7 separate regions of the Mus musculus genome follow, and all the other regions are linked to region 5. The links are chromatin loops, found by intact Hi-C in ENCODE. Cell type or tissue: heart. All regions are shown on one strand.

The links. A loop is a pair of places that touch in the nucleus more often than their neighbours do. Peaks named below come from ENCODE experiments on the same cell type or tissue, not always from the same donor. Only the 100,000 strongest peaks of a DNase experiment are listed, where the experiment ranks them.
Region 1: a loop joins it to region 5, with 7 times the contacts of the local background. A loop is called at or near these places in 19 of 42 quality-filtered maps.
Region 2: a loop joins it to region 5, with 4 times the contacts of the local background. A loop is called at or near these places in 8 of 42 quality-filtered maps.
Region 3: a loop joins it to region 5, with 4 times the contacts of the local background. A loop is called at or near these places in 4 of 42 quality-filtered maps.
Region 4: a loop joins it to region 5, with 3.0 times the contacts of the local background. A loop is called at or near these places in 3 of 42 quality-filtered maps.
Region 6: a loop joins it to region 5, with 7 times the contacts of the local background. A loop is called at or near these places in 8 of 42 quality-filtered maps.
Region 7: it touches region 5 in a loop (3-fold over the local background); 4 of 42 quality-filtered maps call a loop at or near these places.

The regions. Positions count from the first base shown.
Region 1 is chr16:43,537,892-43,541,891 of GRCm38, reverse strand. The region is part of intron 5 of Zbtb20 (zinc finger and BTB domain containing 20); the gene reads right to left. Among named protein-coding and RNA genes, the nearest start is that of Mir568, 100 kb to the left of the region's middle. In heart, a CTCF peak has its summit at 1,627 (motif pointing left); a DNase peak (open chromatin) is centred at 2,021.
Region 2 is chr16:42,275,079-42,279,078 of GRCm38, reverse strand. All of the region lies in intron 2 of Gap43 (growth associated protein 43), which reads left to right. Among named protein-coding and RNA genes, the nearest start is that of Mir6540, 26 kb to the left of the region's middle. In heart, no CTCF peak of the experiment used is centred here; a DNase peak (open chromatin) is centred at 2,448.
Region 3 is chr16:43,595,731-43,599,730 of GRCm38, reverse strand. All of the region lies in intron 9 of Zbtb20 (zinc finger and BTB domain containing 20), which reads right to left. Among named protein-coding and RNA genes, the nearest start is that of Mir568, 43 kb to the left of the region's middle. In heart, no CTCF peak of the experiment used is centred here; no DNase peak of the experiment used is centred here.
Region 4 is chr16:43,392,432-43,396,431 of GRCm38, reverse strand. All of the region lies in intron 4 of Zbtb20 (zinc finger and BTB domain containing 20), which reads right to left. Among named protein-coding and RNA genes, the nearest start is that of Gm15713, 26 kb to the left of the region's middle. In heart, a CTCF peak has its summit at 1,540; a DNase peak (open chromatin) is centred at 1,451; H3K27ac peaks cover 1,590 bases.
Region 5 is chr16:43,800,521-43,804,520 of GRCm38, reverse strand. The region is part of intron 2 of Drd3 (dopamine receptor D3); the gene reads right to left. Among named protein-coding and RNA genes, the nearest start is that of Gm26074, 31 kb to the left of the region's middle. In heart, a CTCF peak has its summit at 2,291; a DNase peak (open chromatin) is centred at 2,470; H3K4me3 peaks cover 490 bases; H3K27ac peaks cover 1,767 bases.
Region 6 is chr16:42,833,896-42,837,895 of GRCm38, reverse strand. The region is part of intron 1 of 4932412D23Rik (RIKEN cDNA 4932412D23 gene); the gene reads left to right. Among named protein-coding and RNA genes, the nearest start is that of 4932412D23Rik, 40 kb to the left of the region's middle. In heart, a CTCF peak has its summit at 1,775 (motif pointing left); no DNase peak of the experiment used is centred here.
Region 7 is chr16:42,913,363-42,917,362 of GRCm38, reverse strand. All of the region lies in intron 1 of Zbtb20 (zinc finger and BTB domain containing 20), which reads right to left. Among named protein-coding and RNA genes, the nearest start is that of Gm19522, 3.3 kb to the right of the region's middle. In heart, a CTCF peak has its summit at 2,421 (motif pointing right); no DNase peak of the experiment used is centred here.

The DNA of each region.
Region 1 (4,000 bases), 260 kb after region 5:
TAGTTCATAATATGGCCTAATCACCTCTGGTATTTTGAAACAAACAAAAACACAAAAATGGCTGTTGTACATTTGCACTTAATTACTTCCATATAAAATACTCCTGTGGATTTCATTACAGGTGACACAAATTTTGGATGTAAGCTTTGTTTGTGATAGGAAGTCTGGACTATTGTTGTATAGATTCCCATGAAGATTCTGTATCCTTCCCTTCTCTTTTCCTACAGAGAGTCAGCCTATCCAGCACATTCTTACCCTCCTAATTGGCAAAAGAAAGGCCTTTAAAGACCCTGGAGAATAGGCTATGTTCTACATTGGCTCAAAGGATGTGAAAGAGCACTGAGAGGTATGTATCATTCCTAGAACTTCTGCAACATTTCATTCTGCACTTGGAGGCAGAACACTCTCACCCGTGGACATGTCTACTTGGGATGTCCTTGGCCATCAGGACAGCCTTATGGAAATGTATCTGAGAAAAAGACCCAACAGAGCAAATAACTTTGCTCTGTCTCTAATGTAAATGGGGAAACCTTGTAGTAACAGTGTAACTGTGAGTTCTAGCCTTAAAGGGATTTTCTTGGCTTGGATTTTTTTCCTACCCTCTCCTTCAGATACATATGATCGAAGTATATGTAAAAGACCAGTGGTGCAAACTCAAAGTACTGCATGTGATCTTGGGTTACTTTCCCATCATGCAATGTGTGTAGCGGCACTGGGACTGAACCCAGTGAGTCGATGATTAAAAAAAACGAAAAGCAGACTACGGAACATTGTTGGTGGGATTTACAAACCATATCCTCTGTTTCATAAGTAGGTATAAAGAACCCCAAAATTGGTTCTAAACTTCTAGGCTAATCTGATCTATCGGCCAAAGGATCAGCTTTCACTGGTGAGAACCCAGGTCGTCTCCTTGGCATGAGCTCACCGCCAGGTCAGCCAGAGAGCTTACAGTTTTTCAGGTGATGTTAGATGTCACCATGCAATACTAGCACTCTGGATTTCAATACAGAAAATCCAAGTTCAACTAAACTTTTTCCTGTTATGACAGTTTTATGAATGTCACTCCTTTTAGAACTTAGGCCAACATCTTCTTCTGATGTTTGGTTTGGACGAGCTTCTTCTGTAGCTTGGAGTCATGCAAATCCTTCAGCCGCAGCCTTGCAATGCTCGCCAGCTGTGGACATCCCTCAACTAAGTATGTCTTCCACACAATGGATACTCAGGAAACATCTTTTGCGGAATGGAACTAGCTTTGCTGTAAGGGAAAATGGAGTATGCAACAGAGGTCTAAATGAACTTGAAGGAAGACTAATAGATCTTGAGTGTGTGTTTGTAAAAAAAAACAGGCATGTAAAACAAGTGGGTTTTGATATAGCTTCCCAAGGGAAGTAGTAGAAGTTTCATTACTCAGGGCATTTTAAACTAGAATAGACAAAACACTAGAGGGATATGTTGAAATATGCGTAGTCTGTCTGTGAATTAGTGTTTACTTTCAATATAATTATAAGTGAAGCAACACTGCAATGGGAATTTTTCATACACATGAAAGCTATGGCTACTATGTTTCCACGTCGACCATATGTTGCACATATTGGTTGGAGTGGCTGTGTATCCCTACTGCCCTCTAGTGGATAACATGTAAGGCCTACCTGATTAGCTGATCTAAGGAGCTACTGCAGTTTGGGGGTATATCAATCCTTAATCATTTAGGGTAGAAAGAAAATAGCTGTGTTGATGCATTTTCCATCAAATTATAAAATTGAAGGGCATTAAAAACAACAGAGTCTAACTCTGTAATTAAGACTGCCATTTAATGTTTGTTCGCACACGGTATTCATTTCTGTGTGTCCCTGCCAAAGACCCATTGTGTAATGTTGTCCTCACATGACATTAAAAACACCAGTTCCCTGGAAAATGTGAAAAAGCAACTGTGCTGCCTTGAAATACATGGGGCTTACTTTTGGAAACAGAAAATTAATACGGATGCAGGAAGATAACTTGGAACACAAATAATGGCTCGAAGAAACTTGAAAATCAGTCCTGCTCCTTAAATTCGAGCAAGCCCATCGGTCGGCGGCGCTGGATGGGGGTGTTGGCTGTTACTCAGAAGTGGGCTGGCAGACCGGCTTCAGCACAGGGACCCTGCTCGGAGGGAAGGCTGAGTAAACATGCTTTCAGAGTACTGGGGCAGGAAAGGGAAATCCAAACCCACGCTTGGTACTTCAGCCTGCACTTAAGGCTCTCACATTTGGGGGTTTGTATGGCACAGAATCCAGAGGCCTCACCTCCAGTGACGAGGGAGTCAGACATGCAGAGTCATTTAGCATTTTGTCATTATGACACAGGGTGGATGGGAAGGCAGTTCTCTTTGTATCTTATTAATATTTTCCCCCAAATGATTTACAGTCTAGTCACTATTTTTAGCCCCATATTTAACATGTTAAAGAAGTCTCCCAAAATCCTAAGAGAAAACAAACAACCGATAAACCGGGCAGAACGAATACGATCCACACGACAAGGTGCACATCCTGTGCCTCCTGAATGCTGCAAACCATTGGCTCTTTCCACAAATATGCAGAAAGAAATGGTCGAAATGGACTGACTCTTTAAATGTCAGGAATTATTAGAAGCTGGTGATGTGTGAGTGGCTGCACATCTCAGGGGAGAGCATCTACCCAGGCACATACCCGCTGAGCAAGAGACCACCTTCCCAGTCTGTGATTTGGTAAAAAAGCAATGGTTCGGCATATCCAAAGCAGAGACTAAGGATTCCTGGGTCACTGCAAAGAAACCAGGGCCAGCAAGATGACTCAGTCGGTAAAGGTGTCCACTGCCGATCATGACAACCAGAGTTTGACCCCAGAACCTACACAATAGGAGAGAACCAACACCCTACAAGTTTTCCTCTGACTTCCACATGCATACCATGGCTAACATTCACCCACACGCATACACACATGCACGTGTAAGTACACACTCATATACAGTGAATGAATAAATGTAAAAAATCCAAAAGAGAAGAAAACAACAGACTAAGAAAATGGTATAGCACAGCCTAAGATACTATGACCCAATAAGGGTTCTAAGTGCTCTCTCTTCTTCTCAGTCAGATTTCCTGTTCAGTTATTGGTGGCTCTACAGTGAGATGAATGGAAGTCCCATGAGAGCTGAGGGTAAACACTGTTAAGATAACTGATAAGCCTGCGAGCAGGGGGACATTTTGGAGTTCTCCTTGGTGTTCAACGCAGGGAAATCAGTGCTGCATTTTAAATAGGAATCTTCTCTTCATTCTAACTGTAGTCAGGGTGGAACTGTGTGCTGCTACATTCACACAGGCAGCCCATTGGAGCCAAATAGGACTAACTCAGAATAAAAAGGTGTCCCTCCACCTGTGTCCATGGGGTCAGGAGAGAATGCCTGACCAGGAGAATGATGTCTCTTTGACCTTCCTCTATTACTTCTCTGGTGTTTAAAAAAAGTCACAGCCCTCTAGAGAAGAACACCTAGACTTTTGTATGAGAAGAGTCTGTACATTGCAGCCGTGGGATCTCTGGGGCAAGGAGATGGCTCAGGGCATCAACAAGAAAGACAATAAGCAAAAAACATCTTCCAAAGCAAGTCCCATTAGAGCAGATTGCAAATAGATCTTTGTTTTCTACTGGGTTCTGGCTTTTTCTTGGGGTGTGGGTGTGGGGGTTCTGGCTTTCATGGGGTGAAATATCACTGTTAGAGCCTGAAGATGCTTAGCTATGAATGACTCTCCCTTTCTGTCCGGTAGAAGACTGAATGAAAGAACCAGAACAAGGAGGAACAAGCTTCTCACAAGCACAGTGGCCCAGCACCAACTCTCCCTGCGTCAAAGCGTCTCTCACTTGATTGTCAGTGAGACGGCAATCATGCAAAGGGAACCTGATTGCCCGGTACTTACTTTCCAATCAATTTTTACAGTCTCTCAATTTTTCATTTTCATTTTTTATTTTCTTATATCCACACGAAAGTT
Region 2 (4,000 bases), 1.5 Mb after region 5:
AAAATATTTTTTTAGCTAAAGTATCTATAACACTTATAGCCGATTCCTCCTTTAAGTGTTAAAATCATCTGTTTCTTTTCCATGACCTATTTCTGAATATCCTCTCTCTCTCTCTCTCTTAAATTCTTTTTAAAATTTTTTTATTGGTTATTCTATTTATTTACATTTCAAATGTTGTCCCCCTTCCTAGTTTCCCCTCCAAAACCCCACTATCCCACCCCGTTCCCCCTACTTCTATGATGGTGCTCCCCCACCCACCCATCCACTGTCTTAATTCTTTAGCATCAGATTTCAGGCAACCCTACTTCAACTAAAAGTGAACAACTACTTGATTCCAGGCAGTAAGAGAAAAGAAGAGGTGAGCTTTAATATCCCCTGACTTTAAACTTAAGCTATTTCCAAACTTAACACATTGGAGATTCCAAGTAAAGTTTTAGAAACAAATTTACCTAGGATACCTCATTAAATATCCTACCTTAGGTAGGACTTGGCAGGCCTGGATTCAACTCTAAGCTATTCTAAAACTTCTTGCTGGGTACCTTTAATGATACATCCAATCCCAGACTACCACAAGATATTTACAAAGTGATGCATTTTAAATGATGCAAAGGACTCATCTTACAGAAGAAAGTATGCTATGAATAACTAGCTGTTGCATCAGTAGACAGAGCACTGCAGCAGCTGTTGAGTTAGGTAAGTGTCCTCTTCGACTGTGACACAGGAGGGAGAGTACAGGTCTTGGAATTGAATTTGAAGCACAGACATGGTCCCTAAGGAGCTCTGTCAATAGCTCAGTATGGGTTTCATCATTATGAAATGATCTCAGAGACGAACCCAATTGGCATTAAATGGTTTGCATATAAAGTTCCTACAATGTATTTCCTTGAACATATAGCAAGTGTTTAATAGAAACTGACCAATTTTTAAAATTTTTTTTTAAAATCTGAAATTATTGGAAAACATTATTTTGTACCTTGGTACCAACCCCCTGACTTTAAAGAGGAAATTAATGTACAAATATGACTTAATTTATTGTGGTCAGCTAGAGAGAGACACATAATGATATACCGAGTCTCCTGAGAGTCGGAGGCTATTCTACTTGGCCTACTTTGGAGCTCAGCAACATTACCAAGTACTTACATTATCAGTGATGATTGAGCCTGGAAGTTAGCCAAGGCCACCAGGTAGTGAGGGTAGGATTAATTTAGGCTGCCTGTAATTGGTCCCTCAGAAACTGCAATCTAGGGATTTGATAGACAGAGTTGGAAACTCTTGAGAGAAATGGGTAATATGCTCTTTCTAGGTAAGTACAAGTATAATGATTTCAACTTAGATTTCAATCTTCTTAGGAAACTTAGATGTCACTTTGACCGAGGCATAGCGGGTCTCACAGAGTCCTTTCATCTCCTGGAATGGTCTGTAACATGTTTTACTGTGTGTCAATATGGATGAGAGTTTGGTCTTTCATCAGCTATTCAGCTGGGACCAGTTTTCAAAACTGTTCAGCCCACTGTACTCGAACAATCCCCAGGACGGGCTGTGCGTGTGTGTATTCTAATGAAAAGTGACGTGTCTTGTAGGATCACCTTGAACAGTCACATAATGAGTTAGGCTCATCGTGGAGGAGACAAGGTAACCCAAGGAGCTCGTTTCATTGTCATACAGATAACTTTCCTTTGCTAGCAGGTGTGACTTACGCAAGAGCTCTAGGCGTTGTAAAGAATACTGGTATATAAAAGTAAAAAGAAAAATGCTGTTGTTCAGTGTACAATCTGGAAGCAATGTAAGGCCTTTAAAAAGGAGCAAGCAAGCAAACAACAAGCAAACAAAACGAACTCCTGGCCCCAGAGCTATGTGAAAGTATGTGTTTGACTGGAAACACAGTCTAATTGCAGAGAGTAAGTTCAGATGTCACCAGGGTGGCAGGTATCTGAATGAAGGAAGTGAACTTAATTAGGCAACATTGCTATAGCACCAGGGAGGGGAAGGTGACTGTGTTAGACCTTAAAATGTTCAGACCTGAAGTGATTGGGGCTTTAAACTAAACAATGGCAGATGCTTTTGCTACATTAAAATAGTATGACAACTGATGTCATAGTATTTTATGGATTCAAAGGTCTTAGATATAAGATAAGACCTTATCCTATAGAGATAAGGCCACTGCAAAGCATTACCTGCTCTCGAAATCCATTTCACAATGTAACATTAATTTTAGTTCATCCACTCCCATGACTTCATGACTTTGGTAAACAATATTTCTAGACTTAGATTTTGGTTACCTTTAAAAGGACTTAAAAATACAATTAACTTCAGAAAGGCTTCAAAGTAGGACCTTGCCACAGCAAATCGTTCCTGAACCAATTGTGTGCTTTGCTTTGGATTCGTGGCTGGTCCGCAGACCTCAAGGTCGGGAACAGTATTACTCTGTTGCCCTCTGCTGGGGAAAAATGGGAAGTTCACCAAGAAACAATGGCGCCCAGGCCTTTTCAACGCAAGGAATTTGGGTGACACTGAAGTCCAAAGCAGCCTTCAGGCACATTCATTTAATGCTGATCACAGGCCTCCCAGTCAGGTACACTTCGGCATTATGTCTGTATTCCTTAAGTAAAAGGAGTAATTGGATTTTTTTCTGCAAGAGTGTAAAGCTAAATTTTAAAAGTAGTTCAGAAAAATAGTCCGGCTTTTTCCTTGGCTTGAGCGCTGGGGGCTCCTTTCCAGAGCACCGTGTGTGCTTCATCGTGGGTGGTGAACATCTTGCCACCAGAATAAACTAGGGTGGGGCTCCGAAGTCATTTCTAAGCTCTGTTCGATTTATTATTATTATTTTTAATGGCGAGGAAATGTGCATTGATACTCATGACTGATTTCTCTTGTCTCAAATTATCGAGTTAATGCCTTGGTGTTAAATTAGATTGAGAGTGTTCTCTTTGGTGTTCCTTTGGTTTTCTGCTCAGCTGACTTTTTTTCTCCTGCTAGAGGTGAAAGATTCTCTGTAATTAAGAAAGGGGTGGGGCGGGTGCTAAGAGATAAAGAGAGAGATGAGCTGTGAATTGTCACGTGTGCAAATTGATGACAAACTTCTCAAAGAAAACGATGGGAGCCAAGTGAGGTAAGAAAAAGGGACATTACATTCTAATGGTCCTTTTTTATTATTATTTTAAAGGATCAATAATATGTACATGATGCTCTGCCTGCGGTTTCCATAACAACCCGCCTCATTGAAAGACGGCAGGCTCCGCAAATCTCCAATTATCAGCCTTCCAGGGCTTATTAATGGAGCCGAGGATCCCAGTGAAGCAGGCAGCTCATTGTTGGCACGTGCCTGGTGGGCTGGCAAGAGGGTGGGAGCAGAGTGAAGTGGAACTGTGTAGCGAGCCAGCAGCCATTTGTCCCCTGTCGCTTCTGGGGGGTGGGGGGAGATGCAGCCACTCAAGAGACCTGAGCACATCTTCTGAAGCCTCCTGGGGCTGTACTGATGTGGCAGGCAGCTGAGGGCGGAGGGTGTAGACTGCCCTTTCAGCTACATACCAACCGTCATCCTCCTGTAGTAAATCTACAAGAATATAGTACTTGCTCCATTTGTCTATTGAAGTCCCATAATTTATTGAGGATTCTTCACAATAACAATTGTGACTCTGTTCCCAATGCTATCTATCCCAAGTCTTAATTAAAATGTGAAAACAACCTAATTCGTATCTGATCACTTCGAATTTGTCAGTCCTTGGTCTGACAATCATCTATTAGGTCCTTACGAAAAGTCATTGGAAGAGCAAAGGACTTAGTAGAGAATACCGTTAATCTTAGCACTCCAGAAATAGAGGTGAGTGGAACTCTGAGTTCAAAGCCAGCCTGGTCTACAGGGAGAGTCCCAAGACAGCCAGGACTACCCAGAAATCCAGTTTCAAAACAAAACAAACAAACAAATAAAAACAAAGCAAACAAAAACACCAGAAAACCAGTTTTTAAAAGGAGCAAGCAAATATAACACTGATGAAAACTA
Region 3 (4,000 bases), 200 kb after region 5:
GCTAAAAAAAACTTAAAGGGAAAGAACAAACCTCCAAATTAAAAAAAAGGGGAAACAAGCCAGGCTGTGATGGAAGATGCCTTTAATCCCAGGGCTCAGGAGGGAGAGGTAGGTAGATCTCTGTGAGTTTGAGGCCAGTCTGGTCTACAAAGCTGGTTCTAGGACAATGAGGGCTACTATATAAAGATACTCCATCTTGGAGATGGGGAGGGGGGAGGGTACAAACAAAAGAGAACCCAGAAACAAAGGGAAAAATGAAAAATGTCCCAAGCTGCTCATCAAGAACCCCATCATTTATCTGCACAAAATGGAGAAGTTAAAAAGGAAGAGTACAGCCTACCGTGGAAGACAAAAGCTAACTCTACGAATGCCTCACTGTTCTTCCCTCCCTTCTTGTATAACCCAAACATATTTAAAAGATCTTTTCATCGGTCTGTCTGCCTTTCTGCCCATCCATTCATCTGTCTGTCTGCCCGTCCATCCATCCATCTGTGGTGTGTTTCTGTGTGCAGGCATTTGTGACTCAGAGCATGTGCGGAGATCAGAGGGACAACTCTTGGGAGTCGGTTCTCCTGCTACCAAATGGGATGTTGGACAGAACTCAGACCGTTAGGTCTACACATAAACACCATGTCTCAGCACCAGAGTTATGCTTTCTGTATAACTGCAATCCCGAGTTAGTCTTCATGATCCTAAGAATATCTTTAAGATTGAAGGAAACCATTTTGTCCATTCTTAAGTAGGTAAAAGAAATCAAGCCTAGTGTGCTGGAACCACACTTCATCTTACAGCTTAAAGCATTAAGAAAATCCACTAACCTTAAATTTGTTGGCTGCAGCATGGATCAGAAGAGGACCAATATGAGCAATACAGAGTGCCAAGGAATCAGTGCGAAGGAGTAGGGAGCCTGGCATAGTAAAATGGATTTACCTACTCAGAGTGGATGGTGGAGGAGGAGGGAAAGAAGCAGGAAGCTGCAAAACCATTTTCTGGTTGTTGCTTATTTTTTATATAACCAGAAAATAGTGGGCCATTTAATTAGGGAAGCCTATGACTGTCTTGGTTATAAGCTTAACATCATATAGGTAAATTAATTTTATATCCTATAATATAAAACATATGAAATGGAAACTTGGAGTCACAGTTGTATGTTGAACATGTCTGGAATATACTATTGTCTTGTCAGACATGTGTGTACTGTGCAGCACCCTTGGAATGGCTGTCTCCTTTTCTTGATAACGTTGTTAATGTGCTGAGAAGGGAAATTTGTGGGTACAGTGTGTGTGGTAGAAACCAGAGACCTGGGCGGGTCTTCTGTGATGGTAAATTAGCATGTGAATGTGTTGGTATTTCATATCTCCTTGTAGAAAATTTGCCTCCACATTTGAAGTTGAAAAGTCACTGGAAGGTATGCTATTAAGAATCACAACATGTCACTTTTAGACCTTTTTCATATGTTAAGAATTGTGTACAAACTGAAATGTCTGTGTATGGATCCTTAACACAACCTGTAAAAAAATCTCAATTAAAAAAACACATTCAGGCTGCTATAAGTTCATTTCCCCTTTACTTAGCCTGGCCTCTCATGTTTCCCACACGAGATTTCTCCAGACTCCTGCCTGCATAAAGCAGGCATCTCATGATTCCTGTGTTGCAGTACACCTCAGGGTGACATTTTGTTCTGCACTTTAGGAATTCTGATCTGACTTGAATTTAGATCTCAGGGTGGAAACCAAGAAGGCCAGGCCTGAGGAGAAGCAGCATTCTCCTGCTCGGGGCTTCTCAGGAGAGATCACTGATGTTTTCATTGGCAATGATGCCAGCCAATGCCTGCAGGCAGATAGGGAAAAGCCAATCCTTGTGTGGGTGAGTAGCCATCTGCAGGGGTGGGAGGGACCAGCTGCCGTGCCATAGGGCAGTGGGTAGAGGCCACTCTGTTGTAGGGCACAGGATGGGGAGAGAACATGGAGAGAGGGCATGCCCACTGGCAAACGTGTCTCCTCAGAGCTTAGGAGCTCTGTGTCCCCAGCCTCATTAGTCTTCACACACATTTCAATCTAACGCTAAGGATCCCCTCGTTCCTTCTCCTTATCTCCACCTCATACCTTTCAACTAATGTCCTCACTTTAACAGTGTGCTATCACCACAAAAGGCTGGGTTCAAAGTCTGTTAGAGTTCAGCCAACTGAATGACGAGGGCATGCTTTATTATCAGCAGTTTGCCTATTGGAAATGTAGGAGAGACATTTTGAGTTCAGATACACTTCAGTAAGTTATGTGGAGCTCGAGCCAAGACATCTCATTCCTGAAGATTTGTAACTGATCAGCATCACATTTCTTGGTTCTCCAGACTGAAAGTACAATAGACAGAGTCACTAAACTCCTTGCTTCTAATGAGTAGTGAGCCAGGGGTATCAAATATTGCGTTCCCTACAACTCATGCCACAGTCTCTTGGTGCTCTCTGTACTAACTAGAACCCTTAGGAATTTGTAGTTTAATCAGATAGTCAGTTCTAGAATCCTTAAAATCAGTTACACAAATCATCCTTAAGATTCAGTTCCTAAAAAAAATTCAGTTCCTCTAGAGTCACTCTTGATACCAAAATTTGTATTAGTTGGAGTTATTTAGAGGGAGAGAATCAATAGGATATGCAATAGACATATGAGAGGGGATTTATTCAAGGAATTGGCTCATGAATTAGGACAGATGAGTAGTCTTGACAGATCATCTCTAGGCTGAAGACATTGGGATTCTCCGAGTATGGCTTAGTGTGAGTCTGAAGGCCTCAGAACTAGCATGCACGCTTGTGCCACTGGTATAAGCCTGGAATCCAAACTCAAGGAAGCTTACAGTTCTGATATCCAAAGCAGAAGCAAGCCCTACCTAGCTCTCAGGTGGGGATGCCTAAGGACGCACCATCACTGGGGGAGAACTATCCCCACCTTGTCCACTCACACTCACATGCTGAGCTCCTCTGGAAGTACACTTGCCACCATACCTAAGATAATACTTCGTGGGTTTCTGGGCAGTCCTTCACGCAGTCAAGATAACCCTTAGTAGAATCAACGAGCAGGATGGACCTCTGCTTTGAGCTTCTGATTCTGGTGGACTAAAACGTGGATACTAACTGTCTTGCTGTGTATTTGTGGAAGCTTATATTTTAATTCTCAGAATAAAAGCATGAGCAGAAAATTCCAGACATGCTGAAGAACACCTATGCTCTCTGCCCAGACTTGAAATAAAATGGCTTCTTGAGGAGGGAAGCCGTGCTGGGACCAGGAGAAAAGTCAATGGAGGCTAAGGTTGATGTCTTTAAATCCTCTCACACTAGAAACCTTTGAAGCGCCTTTCAGGAATTGCATTTCCCCCTAAAGCTCTTTCCTTACAAATTTAGCTGCTGCCCTATTGTAACCTTTCTCATTGTTCACTAAATCTGGAGAACAAAAATACAGAGATACTGTATCCGTGGGCGGGATAAAAAGCTGAGCCGAAGAATGTACTGAAATTTTCACAGTTCTCCAGTCTGAGCTTGGATTTGGAAAGGCCTTAAAGAGGGACCTAGATAGTCAGTGTCGTTGAGAAGTTGTCTTTCTTTTTTCTGGGAAAGAAATTCAAATTTTAAAATGTGTTTATATAGAAGCTAGCACATCTTACTCATTTGCTCTCCTTTTCAGTTCCACATCAACATGCACTCTCTCTCTCTCTCTCTTTTTTTTTAAACAGGAAAGATAGAATCCTCACTTCAGTGACTGTAATGAGACACTGCAGTCTTCTAGAATACCATTCTTTCAGAAAATATCAACTGGTAAGAGTTGCAGAAATTAATTTGTGAGTTAGGAAACCCTTAATCTAGCTTTCAGTGAGTGAGATATAAGATCTTGTGGTGCCAGGTAAATAATCTTTCCCAATGAAATTATCACACAGCTTCCAAGATATTGATTTCTTCCAAACTCTGTTGCGATTTTGTTCTGAATGTTTCTAAAGCAGAACTTCAGATTCA
Region 4 (4,000 bases), 410 kb after region 5:
TGCTTCTTTGAACTAACTCTACTAAGTCAGGGGAAAAGTTAATGGAAATAATAAAAGCTCTTCTAAATACTACACAAAGAAAGTAGAACTATAAAATAAAGATGGTGAGATGGCTCATGTATGTTCCTTAGGTAGCACAGCTTGTATGAAGTCCCAGTTATCACACTAGCACATGTCCTGTTCCATTTAAGCACAGTGATGCATAAAATTAAAAGAAAACTTTTTGTTTAAAATAAGACTAAAAGTATATAATCTCTGAGGGGGAGTTGCCTGGACTAAAATTTAGACGTTGGCTTAGAGCCTTGTTCTGCTCCCGATCTTGTGTGCACGGTTCATTTATTAACATATTTGGTGCCTAGCATCCATACACACATTTGCTAAGTGGGAGAAAGACAGAAAGTCATCCTAGTAAAAAACTCATTTTTGTCCTAAAATTCTGAGCCCAATGACATTACTCCAGTGCAGGAGACATTTCTTTTCTTTGTTAAAATAATGAGATAAGTAAATGAACATTAAAATAAGTACATACATATACCACACTAGTGAGCTCTTTCTCTGAAGAGGAAGAAATCTCCCCACCTCCATGCCCCATCCTTGCCTTCCTCTCTTCCATTTTCTATTCCCTAATGCATAGGAAAAGGAAGAGTTCCCATAAAAAGGATTTTTATTTTTTTCTGAATTAAATATAGCATATCATTTCTCTTCCATTTAAGTTCTATTAAGAAAACACAAAATCATTATGGAAATCCTATTAGGAACTTTAAAAAAGAAACAAAAACAAAAAAGTGAGTAAAACTACATTTAAAATTCAAATTTTCATTCACGTATTTTCTTTTAGAATCTTTGAATTACTCCTTCATGCTGCCCCCATTTCCTTTTCCAGAGACAGTATTGTAATTATACACAGAATGGACCCTCTTCTTACATCTTCCCACCCACCTGTCCTCTGAAGTAGGAGGTCCACAGAGTCGAGGTATAGATTACAGCAGGAGATATTTGGATGAGATCAAAACATTTCACCTGGGAGACAGCTCTGTGCTCAATTTTCCAAGTCTCAAAGAAGGTTATGGCCTACCATGGTGTTGGCCAGAAAATTGGTTCTCATGGCTAAACAATGATAACCATTTTACAAAAGACTTCTGAAAATAAAAGTACCTGTGCTATCAGCCAGAAAATAAGCCTACGAATGAAAGCCTTTCATGGAATGTCTGAAGCACAGCAGACACTATCAGTGTCCCTTGAATACACCTAGAGGGTCTAATGGGATACAGGGCACCTGACACCTTGGTGCATAAGAGAAGCTCAGCTGTCTGAATACGGGAATAGTCTTAGCAAATGTGCCATTGTCCTAAGTGATGATATCCTGTAGCACCAACAAAGCTGAACCCTGGGGACTAGGGGACAGGCAAGGCTCTGACTACAGCCAGGCTCTGTGTGAAGACAGCTCTTGGCCCACTTGACAGGAAGCACTAAGGATGGGTTCCCAAGGGGAGGAGGCTCCTCAAACAGAGAATGTGGAGACTGCACAGTGTATGAGCACTCCCTGCTGGTAGACTGTGTGGTAAATAAACTGATGATGACTTGGAGGGCTACTGGATTGAGTGTGGGGAGGCTAACAGAGGTACAGGTAGACAGTAGGAGACACACGTGTGGCTCTGACTCAGTTTAAATACCTGTAGATATTACCCTGAATGAGAAGGAGGGTAGGGGAGCTTACCAATAGAAAGAACACAAGAAGTGGCAAATACTATGTGTAAAAGCTGGCATGTAAGAGTTTCTACATATATTTTCCAAATAGTAACGTTATATAAAGCATAAATTCATGTGTGCACACCTATGTTTGTAGGGAGGGAAAACAGGAGACAGTGAATTTCCTTACATATACTTGGCCTCCACAAAAGCAATCCTTGGGACAGTTCAATTGTGCTCATAACATTAATGTTCTACCAGGAATCATCTTCCATAACTCCCACAGAGCTGTCTGCTATGCCCACAATACCATTATAACCTAAGCCCCAGACAGGCAGTCTTCGTTAATCAGCACAGGCCTGTGGCAACAATCCTGATATCTCCTGGGTGCTCTGCTTTGTTAGGGTTCTTGTTTATGATAAAGTGAAGGTCAAAATGGCAGCCTGCTAAAAGCAGCAGCATTCAACTGCCTGAGTAACTTGCTTGTCATCGACTTGTTAATGCAACAGTCAAACACTTCATTCCTGTGGACAGTGTCGACTCACTTCGGCAGATCAAGGGTCTAGGACAGGAAGATGCTGCAGATGCTTGGGCTTGGAGGAAGGCTTAGTGGAGCCAAACCGTCAGCAGGGCCTGTTTGTTCTGTACTTCCCATCGGGTTTTGTGAACGAAATGTTAGATTACCGCAATGACAAGTCTGTGACAAGCGAGTCATTTGTGCAACTGGTGCGCTCCTGTTTTTCTCTGTTTACCATTCAGACTTGTGAATACCATTTCAAGCACTCACAGGATTTCTGGCTCCCATTAAGGGGAAATGGTTCCTCCATGTTTAGCATTTTGTGCCTCAAAGAGAATTACTAAGCAATTATTTATCCCCATGGTCACAGTGTCACACAAAAGCACTGGAGTTGTTTTGCTGGACACTGAATTATGAAATGGAGTCCTGAGGACGGGATAGTGTGGAACATCAGAAATTTCTCATCTAGTGTATTGGAATGACTACAAAGCAAGCCTGTGAGAGTCAATAAAATTGTGGCCAGCTTGAAATACCTTGCTCCTTTGCTCTGGGATCATATATCAAGGACATATGCTTCAAGGCACATAAACTCACTGGTAACAAGTAGACCTGAGACACCAGGCCTGGCTCGACTGCAGACACTGACGTGTGATCTAACACACGATAGCTTTGGTGACAAGGCTAGCTTTGGCTGTTGAGCAGGGAATTTACAGCGCCTTCCTCCTGCTTGCCATAGGTAACAGGAGGACCAGCACAGGCAAGACAACATTTTATCTGTGTGATAGAAAAGCAGTAACAGAATACCAAAGTTACACTTGGGATCATCCTTGTGCTGCTGTTTTCAGAGTAAATGGACCCCTGGTGGACTCAGACTCAAGAATTCTAGATCTTCTCATAAAAATTTCAACATTCCCCACCTGGGGCTTCCAAGTGACTTTTGGCAAGTCATTTTTGTTTCCCACGAAGAAGCTGGTAATCATAATGGAGTCCCCAGCCCCTACTCCACTTACATGCAAACCTTAATATTAGCACTATCCTTTAGAACTGTAGGAGAAGAACAGCACTCTCTAAATGTCACATATAGACTATGAGCTGGTATTGAATTTATAAATAATAGTGAGGATCGCTCTTAAAGAACATAGCAACAGTCTTTCAAGCAGAGACAGAGACTTAGTACCTGGGGACAGAGGTCAAAAGTGGGACCCAAGGGGAAACGAGAGGTAGAAACAGAAGCAGAACTCAGACCAGGTAGCTACAACACAGTGAAAGAAACTTATAGTGATCCCTGTTGGAGTAAACACTTATTGCTGGGGCAGGAGAGATGGCTCAATGGTTAAGAGACTGGACAGAGTACCTATTTGGATCTTGGCACCAATGTTGTATGATTCTCAACTACCTGTAACTCTACCTCCTGGGTATTCAATATCCCTCTTTGATCTCTGTGGGCACCTTTGCGTGCGCATGCACACACACACACACACACACACACACACACACACACACACACACACACACATGCACGCATGTGCACAAATACACACTTAAAACATTAGGACATATTTTTAATAATCCTCTGCCATGTTATACATTTATACATCTTTGCGCATCCCAATGGTATTTAGATCTCATTTTTTAATAGAAGAATTAAAATTTAAAGGTGTAAAGATCTTATATTAATTATATAGTATTATACAGCATTGTATTTAGTTGAATATAAGCTGTAGAGATTTGAAGCTAGTTTTCTTTACATCTGCAGCATATATATTTGAATTAAGTCCATTTCTAGTATCTTTA
Region 5 (4,000 bases):
TCTTCAGCATGAGCTCAGCTTCCTTTGTGAACATGATCTTCTGTTGATTCCTGGCATGCACTCATGCTTCAGCCAAGCTGGCCTTGCTGGTGGATATTTTCCTACAGTCTTTGTCTAGCCCTCTATCCATCCTTCTCCCTGGGAGTTCAATCGTAGCCTCCCTAGTATCTCTCAGACAGATACTTTTGTCTTTGAACTTATAATGTTTCAGTGCCAATCAATTGCACTGACATCCTGAGTGTCAGTATCTTAAGCCATCGTTGGGCTTGTCTCACCGATGGAGAGAGATTAGCCATTTGGTTTAGGTTCCCAAACGGCTCAAAGCATCTTATAGCTCAGTATTCCCTAGAGGTCCATGTGCGAAGCAAGTAGGCAGCTATCGCCCGTCTCAGTGGCCATGAGAGAACGGTCTAATCCTTGAGCCAGGCTCCGGGGAATTTAGATATGGGTCTAAATATAGAGCGACAATTTTTGTCTTTTTGGTTTCCGGGGAGGCAGGATGCCAGATTTAGGGCAGGAGCCTCCTTACTCTGCCTTGTACACCGCAAAGCTTGGGCTGAGGGAAAGCAAGATGCATGCTGGGTGAGCAGAGGTTGAGCGATGTTCCCTGTTTGTCCCTGTGTGTCCAATGTCCGTGTTCCACCTGTGCCTCTTATGTAGCTACTTTCCAAGAATTAACACCTGTGTTCCTGACAGAACAGCATAAAGACTGCTGTGAGTCTTGAGATGAGAGCGAGTGGCTTCCTTCTGAAGAGGGAGAAATGGGGTTCTTGAGTTAAAGTCTGTTGAGTCCCCATGGATTCCAAGGGGGTCCATGGTAGCCCCATTCTTTTCTTCTGGAGCAGTTACACAGCACACCCCCACCTGGTGGTCCTCCAGGCCTATCAGTTTGAGGACTTCTTTTCTGCTAGGGCTCCAAATCAAATGTGGTCACTAGGGTCACTTCATGGTGACCCCAGGAGCCTTTGGAGGAGGGGCTGAGACTTAAATCCTGCTGCTGTCATGGAGGAACTGCTACAGCTAGCTGAAGTCTGGAGAGTGGGAAGATGGCAACCACGTTCTTTGGCTTGGGCTTGCTGTAGGCAAAGTCCTCCTTGTTTTTCATACTAGCTTTTTTATATATAAAATGTTATTATAAAAACTGAAAATAAACAAAAACATCACACACCAAAATGTGTGGGCAAAAAAAAATTAACGGGTAAAAGAATCCAGACATGCTAAATATTCAGTGATGTGCTAACAATTCTCTCTCTTTTCCTCTCTCTTTCTTTTCCTCTTTCTTTCTTTTCCTCTCTTGCTCTCTCTGTCTCTCTCTGTCTCTCTCTGTCTCTCTGTCTCTGTCTCTCTGTCTCTCTGTCTCTCTCTCTCTCTCTCTCTCTCTCTCTCACACACACACACACACAAAGCCCCAATTTGTAACATGCATCAATTTTTGTTGCGCAAATACTCCCACCACTGCTCATGTCAAGCCACCACCAAAGGCTTGATTACCAACTTGAAACATTCCTGGAATATTGCTCTCACCAGCATGGTTCTAGCACACTAGTGGGAATGGCATGCTGTCTTAAACACACTTTAATGCTCATCAGCTCTTTGGAGGCTCCATCACTTCTATGAGCAAGAGACTATACTGAACGTAGCTCTTTTTATGAGAGGAGCCAGAACTTCAGGGAAGGCAGGATAGATCTAAAGTTTCAGACTGGAGTTGTCCTTGCAGAGCCAGGTCTCCCATCTCTAGGACCAGTGCCTTTGACAAGGACCCCATTCCCTGTCCAAGGCACATGTAGCTGTCTTAGCCCTGCAGGGAAACATGGGTTTGCTGGCATCCCACTTGTTTGTACTCGGGAGACCAGTGTGAATGCTCAGAACTGAACCTCCCCAAGTATCTTGACTCTGCTAATTGCCAGCGTGTTAGGGTGTGGGGAACGTGGGGGTGGGAGTTGGAGAGTGTGGGGGTGTACTGTTAAAATGAACGTCCCCAAGTTATTTCCCTAGTGGTTTCCATGAGGTACTTCTAAAGTAAAACCCAGAGACGTGTATTTTTAACATCTAATGTATCTTATTAGACAAGTCTGAGAGAGTCTGCATTAGGGAGAATTTCTGTCAAACCTTCTTGCTCACTTGGGGTAAGAGATGAGAGACAAGACTACAGTCTTTTATTGTCACAGTATGTTTTTTTTCCCCCCTTCTTCTTCTTAAATGATTAAGCCGTTAGAATAAATGAGGCCCCCTCCAGCATGTCATAGGTGGGTGGCTAAGACCTCGAGGCTGTTCCAAAATCCACCATTGGAGGGCACCAAAATGCAGCAAGAACTTCGCCAGCTCTGCCGGGGTGAGAAGTTCACGACTCACCTGGGGGCTCTCCAGGCTCTGTGGGGAGGCAGAGCCGGAAAACCTCCCCACTTAGTTCCTGGAGCCCTGCGAGGACCCCGCATTCTCACCCTGCGAGACTTGTTTAGCCTCTGGTTTCCTCTCTGAGCGATTTGCTCAAGGCCAACCGCGGAGGCGCTGGGTCAGGCTTGGCTTGGCGCGGCTTGGCTGGAGAAGGAACCCTGGCTAGGGCCACCTCCCTTGGAGGTGTTCCCAGTCCCACTCCCTTCTTTGTGTTGCAGCATCTAGTTCTTTCGGCCCTCTCTCCTGTAGAGTACTCAGCCGACCCGAGTGCAGTCAATGTTCGCTCTGGTAAAGCCCTAGGGCTGAAATCCAGCTTTGCAGCTAGCTTGTCAGACAGTGAGGCCCGCGGCTGGAGTTTTCTGACTCAAATTTTCTGTCTAACAGAACTGTTCACAGCTATTGAATGAGATTACATTTGTGAAGTTTTTTGTTTGTTTGTTTGTTTTTTAATACAACTTAAAATCCAAAAGGCAGTTCTTACTGTATCGCCATCATTATTGGGCTAGCCTAAGAGATTCATGATTGTTCTGTGTGACTTTAGGTTTTATGATTGTGATTTTTTCCCCCTCCTGGTTGTCAGGCAGTGCACATTAAATTTATTTATCAGACAAGTGTCGAGAACTTTCTTGTGTGAGCCACTGTTGAAGGGCTGGGGTAGTTGTTGATGTTAAACGGGCACAAGGAACCAAACAGCCTAGAGTCGCTTTGCTGTAAGGCTTAGATACTGAACTTGGCAGTGTGACTTAACAGCTAGGGGCCCCAGGGTGAGGCTCCAGGGCAGTTTATTGTAGGAGATATTGGCTGCACAAGCTGGCTTGGTGGCACATGCCTACAAGGTCAGCATTCAGGGGGTGAAGGTGGAGGCAGGAGGATCACAGACTTGTGTTGGTGGCTTGAGCTAACATAACCCTGGAGCTGTCTCTCCATGGAAGAATGCAAAGGTTAGCACATTCTAAGTGGTAGGTTCCATCCCCAGCCCTGGGGAAATAAAAAGATGGGCAGTGACTTTTGGTTCCATTCATCTATTACCTAATAGCTTTGTGATTCTAGTCACCCCACCCGTGTGTGTGTGTGTGTGTGTACATACGCATACGCCCACTGACATGTGCACATGTAATGGGACAATGTACCTACTTTGCTGGACTGTTTATAAATGATAGCTATATTTGTTTTTGTTGCCTGTGCATTCACACAAATTAGGATAACAGGAAATTATACTTCTAGTGGTGCGCTGCAGGCGTGACCTTCACAGGTGACCTTCCCTAACTTTTGTCAAGAATGGGGGACTGTCTAAATCTCTGGAAGATCAGGGTCTAGCTTGGGACTTGTGACGAGGGACAGCAGGACCTTCAGCACACATGGAGCGCCCTCTGATTCTCGGTCGACGTGGCCGATCGCTCATTAAGGTCTTAATATCATGACTGTCCAGCTGAAGCTATCATTAACCTCAAGTGGGGGGTTCTCGCCGTGACTGCTGGGGGAAAGACGAGCCCGGTCTGAGTGGGAGGGCCTGACTCTAACTCCCTGCCTGGGTTTAATGAGCCCAGAGCTCTGAAGGCAGCTTTTCACCACCTTTTATTTGGTCAGACAGGGGGCTCAATAAATC
Region 6 (4,000 bases), 970 kb after region 5:
GACAAGCAGTGGAAGAGGGTATGAGGGTGGGACACAAAGAGGGAATAATTGAGAAAATTAAGCCAGCCACAAGTGTGTGTAACAAAGAAAAGTAATGAAAATGGCTAGTACTAGACAGGATGTAGTGTAGCTGTTCCCCGATGCACTGAGGATAAGATTATAATCAAGACACCTTGAATATGCAATGTGAACCTTAAACATATCAGTACTGACGTTTCTGTGGGTTTTGAAAGAAATCTCACATAAAGACAAATTTATGCACCAAAATGTTCATTGAAAGATTATTTCTAATAAACACCGAGACAGAAATATCCAAGAATTATGGATGGGGTACGAACAGTTGCTAAAATATACCTATATGTAATGGAAATTACGTATCTATTAAATGTGATGTTTACAAATAGTATTTAATTACAAGAGTAGCAATTCTGATCACTATACTTAAGAAACTGTATTTTAAAGTTAAATGTGAAATATGATTTTAGCTATGTAAAAAACATGCATTAAAATATAGGGATTTTGTCAGGATGAAAGCAGTGGTGGGTGATTCTTTTCTCACCTTCTCATACTAATGTCAACACATTTTCAGCCTGTGAGCCTCTTCAAGAGGTATTTTCTATAGCATCATTCTTAATGAAAAAAAAAATACTACTCTAATAGATGGTGATAATTGAACCGTGTATGTCACAATATAAAGTCTTACTTCCCATTGACCCAATCTATTACTTCACAAATTGTCTCTTTAGAAAATATTGCAAGTTCATGTTATGATATCTGTTCTACCTGTTTAAAGACTATTTTAGAAATAAACCAACAGAGGCCAGGAGAGATGACTCAGTCATTCCAAGAACTTGCTGCTCTTCCAGAGGTCCTGGCTTCCATTCTCAGTACCCACATCAGGTAGTTCAAAACCACCTGTAACTCCACTTTCAGAGAGTCCAATGCTCCCTTCTGAATACCAATACTTATGTGGCACATATCCACAGACTCAGACACTCACACAAGCATACACACACGCATGAGCACACACACACACACACACTATACACACAAAGATAATAAACAAACAAATAGCTGCAGAAATGATGATATGGCCTAGAGTATGGTTTCCAGGGTAAAATCTGTACCTGGAACCAACAACATCAGCACCACTTAGAAACTTACTAGTGATACATATCTTCAAGTCCTTTCAGAGACCTGCCTAATCACATGCTCTGGAGAACTGACTGCACTATCTGAAATTTAAAATATCCTGTTGATTCAGATTCACAAGCAAGTTCAGGACGTTCTGGCCAAGAGCAGGGGTAAGATAAATACCAGAGTCCAAAGACTAAACCTGCCCACATATTATCTGTGTGTTTTTGAACCATCATAGTAATAGATAGTTTTGATAAACACAGTAAGTCTCATAGAATGTAAACATTTACTAATTGACTACATAAAATATTTGCAAACCCTTATTCTATAGAATGGAGGATCCTTTAGGTTATGTGTTTCCTTACCATTGGAGATACAAAGAATATCTTGAGAATTTACACTTTGACCAGTGCAATTTGATGAAGTGTCTGTGAAATTGAAGTTCAATTAAATATATTAGTGGGAGTTTCACTAATGATGAAATTTTGTAGGGAATATATGTTGACTATTCTTATGTACTCATCGTATTTCAGAAACAAACATTAAATAAAACTATTCTTATAAATGAAAATGGATCACAGAGAGTTCGTTTATCTTGCACTGAGACAAAATAAATCTAAAGGGTTCCACCTGCTGGCAGAAATAAAAAATTACTCTAACATAAAATCTACATTTAAAAGATTGTCTGGTTTAACAGAAATGATAATTTTGGAACTTTAAATAATAAAAAAGACAAGTATGCGGTCCATTTGTTTTTTAAAAAACAGCAATTTTAAAGAAAGAATAATCCGGCATTAACTAGGGAAGCAGATAACCCGGCCTGATCAGAGGCACAAGTCCCTTCCGGTCCACTCCAGCACCGGGATGCCTTGCCTGCGGAGTCTCCGGACACCCGCAAGGACGCACACAGGATCCCCCTCGGGATCCTAAGACCTCTGGTGAGTGGAACACAGCGTCTGCTCCAATCCAATCGCGGGACCTGAGACTGCATTAACTAGGGAAGCAGCTAACCCAGCCTGATCAGGGGCACAAATCCCTTCCGGTCCTCCCCAGCACTGGGGTGCCTTGCCTACAGAGTCTCTGGACACCCGCAAGGACCCACCAGGATCCCCCTCCGAATCCTAAGACCTCTGGTGAGTGGAACACAGCATCTGCTCCAATCCAATCGCACAGGACCTCAAACTGCATTAACTAGGGAAACAGATAACCAGGCCTGATCAGGGGCATAAGTCCCTTCTGGTCCACTCCAGCACCGGGGTTCCTTGCGCGCAGAGTTTCCGGACATCCCCAAGGTCCTCACAGGTCCCTCCACGGAATCTTAAGACCTCTGGTGAGTGGAACACAACCTCTTCCAGGAGGGAGGTTGGAACACCAGATATCTGGGTATCTTCCCTGCAAGAAGAGAGCTTGCCTGCAGAGAATACTCTGACCACTGAAGCTAAGGAGAGAGCTAATCTCCCAGGTCTGCTGATAGAGGCTAACAGAGTCACCTGAGGAACAAGCTCTAACCAGAGACAACTATAACAACTACCTTCAGAGATTACCAGATGGCGAAAGGCAAACGTCAGAATCCTAACAGAAATCAAGACCACTCACCATCATCAGAATGCAGCACTCCCGCCCCACCTAGTCCTGGGCACCCCAACACACCTGAAAAGCAAGACCCGGATTTAAAAGCATATCTCATGATGATGGTAGAGGACATCAAGAAAGATTTTAATAACTCACTTAAAGAAATACAGCAGAACAGAGCTAAACAGTTAGAAGACCTTAAAGAGGAAACACAAAAACTCCTTAAATAATTGCAGGAAAACACGAACAAACAGGTGATGGAATTGAATAAAACCATCCAAGACATAAAAAGGGAAGTAGACACAATAAAGAAAACCCAAAGTGAGGCAACGCTGGGGATAGAAATCCTAGGGAAGAAATCTGGAACCATAGATGCAAGCATCAGCAACAGAATACAAGAGATGGAAGAGAGAATCTCAGGTGCAGAAGATTCCATAGAGAACATCGGCACAACAATCAAAGAAAATACAAAACACAAAAAGATCCTAAATCAAAACATCCAGGAAATCAAGGGCACGATGAGAAGACCAAACCTACAGATAATAGGAGTGGATGAGAATGAAGATTTTCAAATTAAAGGGCCAGCAAATATCTTCAACAAAATTATAGAAGAAAACTTCCCGAACCTAAAGAATGACGTGCCCATGAACATACAAGAAGCCTACAGAACTCCAAATAGACTGGACCAGAAAAGAAATTCCTCCAGACACATAATAATCAGAACAACAAATGCACTAAACAAAGATAGAATATTAAAAGCAGTAAGGGAGAAAGGTCAAGTAACATATAAAGGAAGGCCTATCAGAATTACACCAGACTTTTCACCAGAGACTATGAAAGCCAGAAGAGCCTGGACAGATGTTATACAGACACTAAGAGAACACAAATTCCAGCCCAGGCTACTATACCCGGCCAAACTCTCAATTACCATAGATGGAGAAACTAAAGTATTCCACGACAAAACCAAATTCACACATTATCTTTCCATGAATCCAGCCCTTCAAAGGATAATAACAGAAAAAAACCAATACAAGGACAGAAATCACGCCCTAGAAAAAGCAAGAAAGTAATCCCTCAACAAATCAAAAAGAAGACAGACACAAGAACAGAATGCCAACTCTAACAACAAAAATAAAAGGAAACAACAATCACTTTAACTTAATATCTCTTAATATCAATGGACTCAAATCCCCAATAAAAAGACATAGACTAACAGACTGGCTACACAAACAGGACCCAACATTCTGCTGCTTACAGGAAACCCATCTCAGGGAAAAAGACAGACACTACC
Region 7 (4,000 bases), 890 kb after region 5:
CTATACTTAATAAATATGATCAAAAGCAACTTGTGAACACTAAGTATAAAAAGTTATTTAAAGACAGTAGATGTAGTCTTGTTTTACATTTACTAGTTATTAAGGCAAAATACAGAAAATTTCGAAAACATCTCTAAAGAGTCTGCTGCCACAGAGGAGCATTCTAAGTAATGCCCCAGATTTGAATGTTCTTAAGCTGTGTGTGTTGCTCTGACTTGGACTTTATTATCGTTCCTTCTTTAGTTACAGCAGTAATTGCAGGGACACTCCTTAGTATTTGTACACTGTTTTTACTACTCGTGAAAGCTTTACAGACATGAACTCACTCGTTTAATCCTCACAATAACTCTATAAGAGTTTATAGGAAAGGTAACATCTACTATTGCTTTTTAAAAATTATAAAGGCAAACTTAAAAAGTTAAGTGAATTATCCAATCCTAAGTTTATTTGTGTTTTCAGTGATATGTGGACTTAAAACTCAAGCATAAGTTCCATACAAAAACATGTGAAACTTAAACCTTAACTCTGACTTTAACAAGTTATGAATAAAGTTTAAAATAGCATGAAATAATATGTAGGTGGCAAGTAGTTGCTCTTTAAAAATATTCTACTTATTTTATAGCTTAAAAGAGAAAGATGGTGGTAGCCCAATCAACCAAACTAAATATTTAATAAAATGCAAAATCTTACGGTGCCTCTCTCTTATAATTCCCATGCCCACTTTAAATGTAACCCTGTAAGAAGAGCTTTCTCTTCTGAGTCATGAGATAACAGGTAATATTTTCAACAATGAGTAATTTAACTTTTAGCTATAGTAGTAATTCAAAAACTGAGATGTCAAAGGTACAAAAATAATGTAAACACAAGAGCAGGCCTTCCAAAACTCATGAGTTGACACCCTTCAGATCAGCCGGATCAGTCCAATTCTTTTATGCACTGATGTAGGAGGGCCAAGTATCTCATTCACATTAGCACAAGAATTTTGTTGTGAAGCTGAAATTAGAAACCGAGCATTGACTACTGCACAGCCAACCATAACACACACACAAACAGAAAATGTCATTTTAATAAGGAGCACTCACAAAAAGGGACCTATCATGACTGCCCTCCAAAAGACCCAACAAGCAGCTGAAAGAGTCAGAGGTAGATAGTTGCACCCAACCAATGGACAGAAGCAGCTGACCCATTGTTGAATTAGAGAAGGCTGGAAGAAGGTGAAGAAAAGGGTGATCCTGTAGGAGGACCAGCAGTCTCAATTAATCTGGACCCCCGAGATCTCTCAGATACTGGACCACCAAACAGGCAGCATACACCAGCTGATATGAGGCCCCCAACATACATACAGTAGAGGACTGCCCGGTCTGTGTTCGTTCAAAGATGATGCACCTAACCCTCAAGAGACTGGAGGCCCCAGGAAGTTTAGAGATCAGGTGGGGTGGGGTGGTGGGGACATCCACGTGGAGACAGGTGGGTGGGGAGGAGGTGTGGGAAGTGGAACAGTTAGAGGGTGGATGGGGGGAATAAAATATGGAGTGTAAAAAAATAAATTAATTAAAAAAAGAAGAAAAACTAAATATATACATATATATATACATACATATATACATAATATATATACACACACATATATATATGTGTATATATATGTGTGTGTGTGTGTGTGTGTGTGTATAGTATCAAAGAGAAAGTTAGAGAGGATTGTTTGAAAAGGAGCTAAGTCAAAAGGTGTTCTTCCAAGAGAAATTCTTTGAAAACCATTTAAATCTTGGAGAGAGAAGGATAAAGTAAGTGTGTATATGTGTGTGTGTGTGTGTGTTGTGTATTATGTGTGTGTGCAAAATAAATAAATGTGTCATAAGCTGCCCAGTATAAGTATTCATGTGAACCTCAAGTGACTTGAGTGAGTATTCTGAGTACCATAGAAGGTTCCAGAATGACAGACAGTCATACATAAGTCTCATCCTCCAGCCCAGGGCTTACACAGCCTATATGCTCAGAAACAATGACAAGTGAATGTGAGAAGTGGTATTACAAGGGATGCATAGAAAAGTTCCCATCAGAATTCAAAAGAAGAAATAGCTTGGTGTCTGATGTGCTTAGTTTCAGTTTTATAAGCGGTAAGAACTGGGTGAAAATCTCTTGTCTTCTCCATCTCTAACTCTAAGTTAAATACATCCCTCCCTGAACTCAGCATTTTAAAATTTTCAATACTAGTATGAGAGAGGGAAATACACAGATCCTAATATTTTCTTGAGAATTAAGAATTCTCGAACACACTAAAACACTTCATACGTATTTTTGTAACATTAATGCAAAACCAAGGCTTAGAACAAATTGCAAATATTTTTCTGAATGTCCAGTTGTTTCCTTTTCACTGGCTCATGCATTAGTTACTCTCATAGCAACAGGGACACAAGGTGGCACTGTCGTGCTGACATTCATTCCAGGCCCTTTCTAAATGGACAAATTTGAAAGAGGCAAGAGGGGCTATTGTGGCAGTTAAAACCAGAGTTGTGATGCTGGCCTCCCAGGTCTGCCAGGACTTACAGGGGCTAAGGAAAAACAAATCTTTTTGAATTTCATGAAAATCACATTATGATTTTATAGAAGACAGTGTATTCTCTGATGGCATCGCCTAAATATCATGTCTGTGTTCATAAAATGTTCAAAGGCATCCAGTTCAGCTTTGCCAGTAGAAACTCAGAAGTGAGCGGTGTACCACGGATAAGCTGTGGACACGGACCACCTCTCCATCTAGTGGCCAGTGGGAAAGAGGAGCCATGGAAGCTAGGCTGCACTCCACTCACTTAAAACTTACTTAAAACTGTCTTTTCTCAGACGACCCGCAGGCAATTAAGTCCTTCAGTCTGTCAAAAAAATAATTTTTGGTTTATTGCAATTATTGAGTCATTAAATATGACCAATAATATATCGTGATATTTACTTAACCCTGATCCCACCACCTCAAAGTTAAAGTGCTGTGCTCTCTCAGACCAGAAGCTCTTTCTACTCTTCCACCATTGCAAACCCAAACTTCCTCCATCCACTTTTAGCTTATAAACAGAAACTATGAACAGAGAGAGCTACAAATAAAGCTACCTAAAACAAAAATCACACTGCTGAAGACTTAAAAAATAGAATCAGATAAGTTTTACTGTTTTACTGTCAAAGAAAAAAAAAATCCTGCAAAACAGAGATTGTGACTTATTTAAAAATCACAGTCAAAAGAAACAAGGCCTCCAGATTTAGCCACTTAAAACCCTTTCTTGCATTAATTAATACCACCTGATTCCAGAGGAAGAACTTTGTAGCAGACTGTAGGGTTTTTCTCAACATACCAGAAAAAAAAAAATAGTTTTTAAACTTTTGTTCATATGTTTCATGGCCAACTGATAGAACAAAACTATTGAGTGTAGGTACTGAAGTATCTATATCTTCATATTGGTGGGTATGCTGAGAATGTAAGAGTATAATTTTTTCTTAAAAGGAAAGAATTATCTGGATCTACTCAACATTTGCAAAGCAAGCACCAAATGGGCAGGATGCACTGAAGAATGGGCTATTACAACCTGGATTCGGGAAGCTTTTATGTAAAACAAAACCTGAATCCATTTTGTCTGATGGAAAGTTGAGAGGGTATTTTGGTTGCTGTTTTATATAAAATTATTTGGCTTTGTTTTAAGAGAAAACACACACAAACTTGGTAGATCAGTTCACCCACGTTAATTCCGCTTACGGTGCTGCTTTGGTGACTGCTTTGTTAGGAAGACTTCTTACAGAACAAATATGAAGATCTATCTGCTCAGAGCTCAAACCCCAAGGATTCAAGGACAGCAAGAGGCCTGATACTGAGAGTCCCACTCGTGTGAGACGCTTTGACTCTGCTATAACCTCGCAGAAGTGGCACCATTAGCATCTGAATCGGGATGAACAGAGTAGTTAGATCTATTGGCTTTAGCAGGATGAAAACGGAAGCTGTAGGAATGGGTCAAATAGCTTT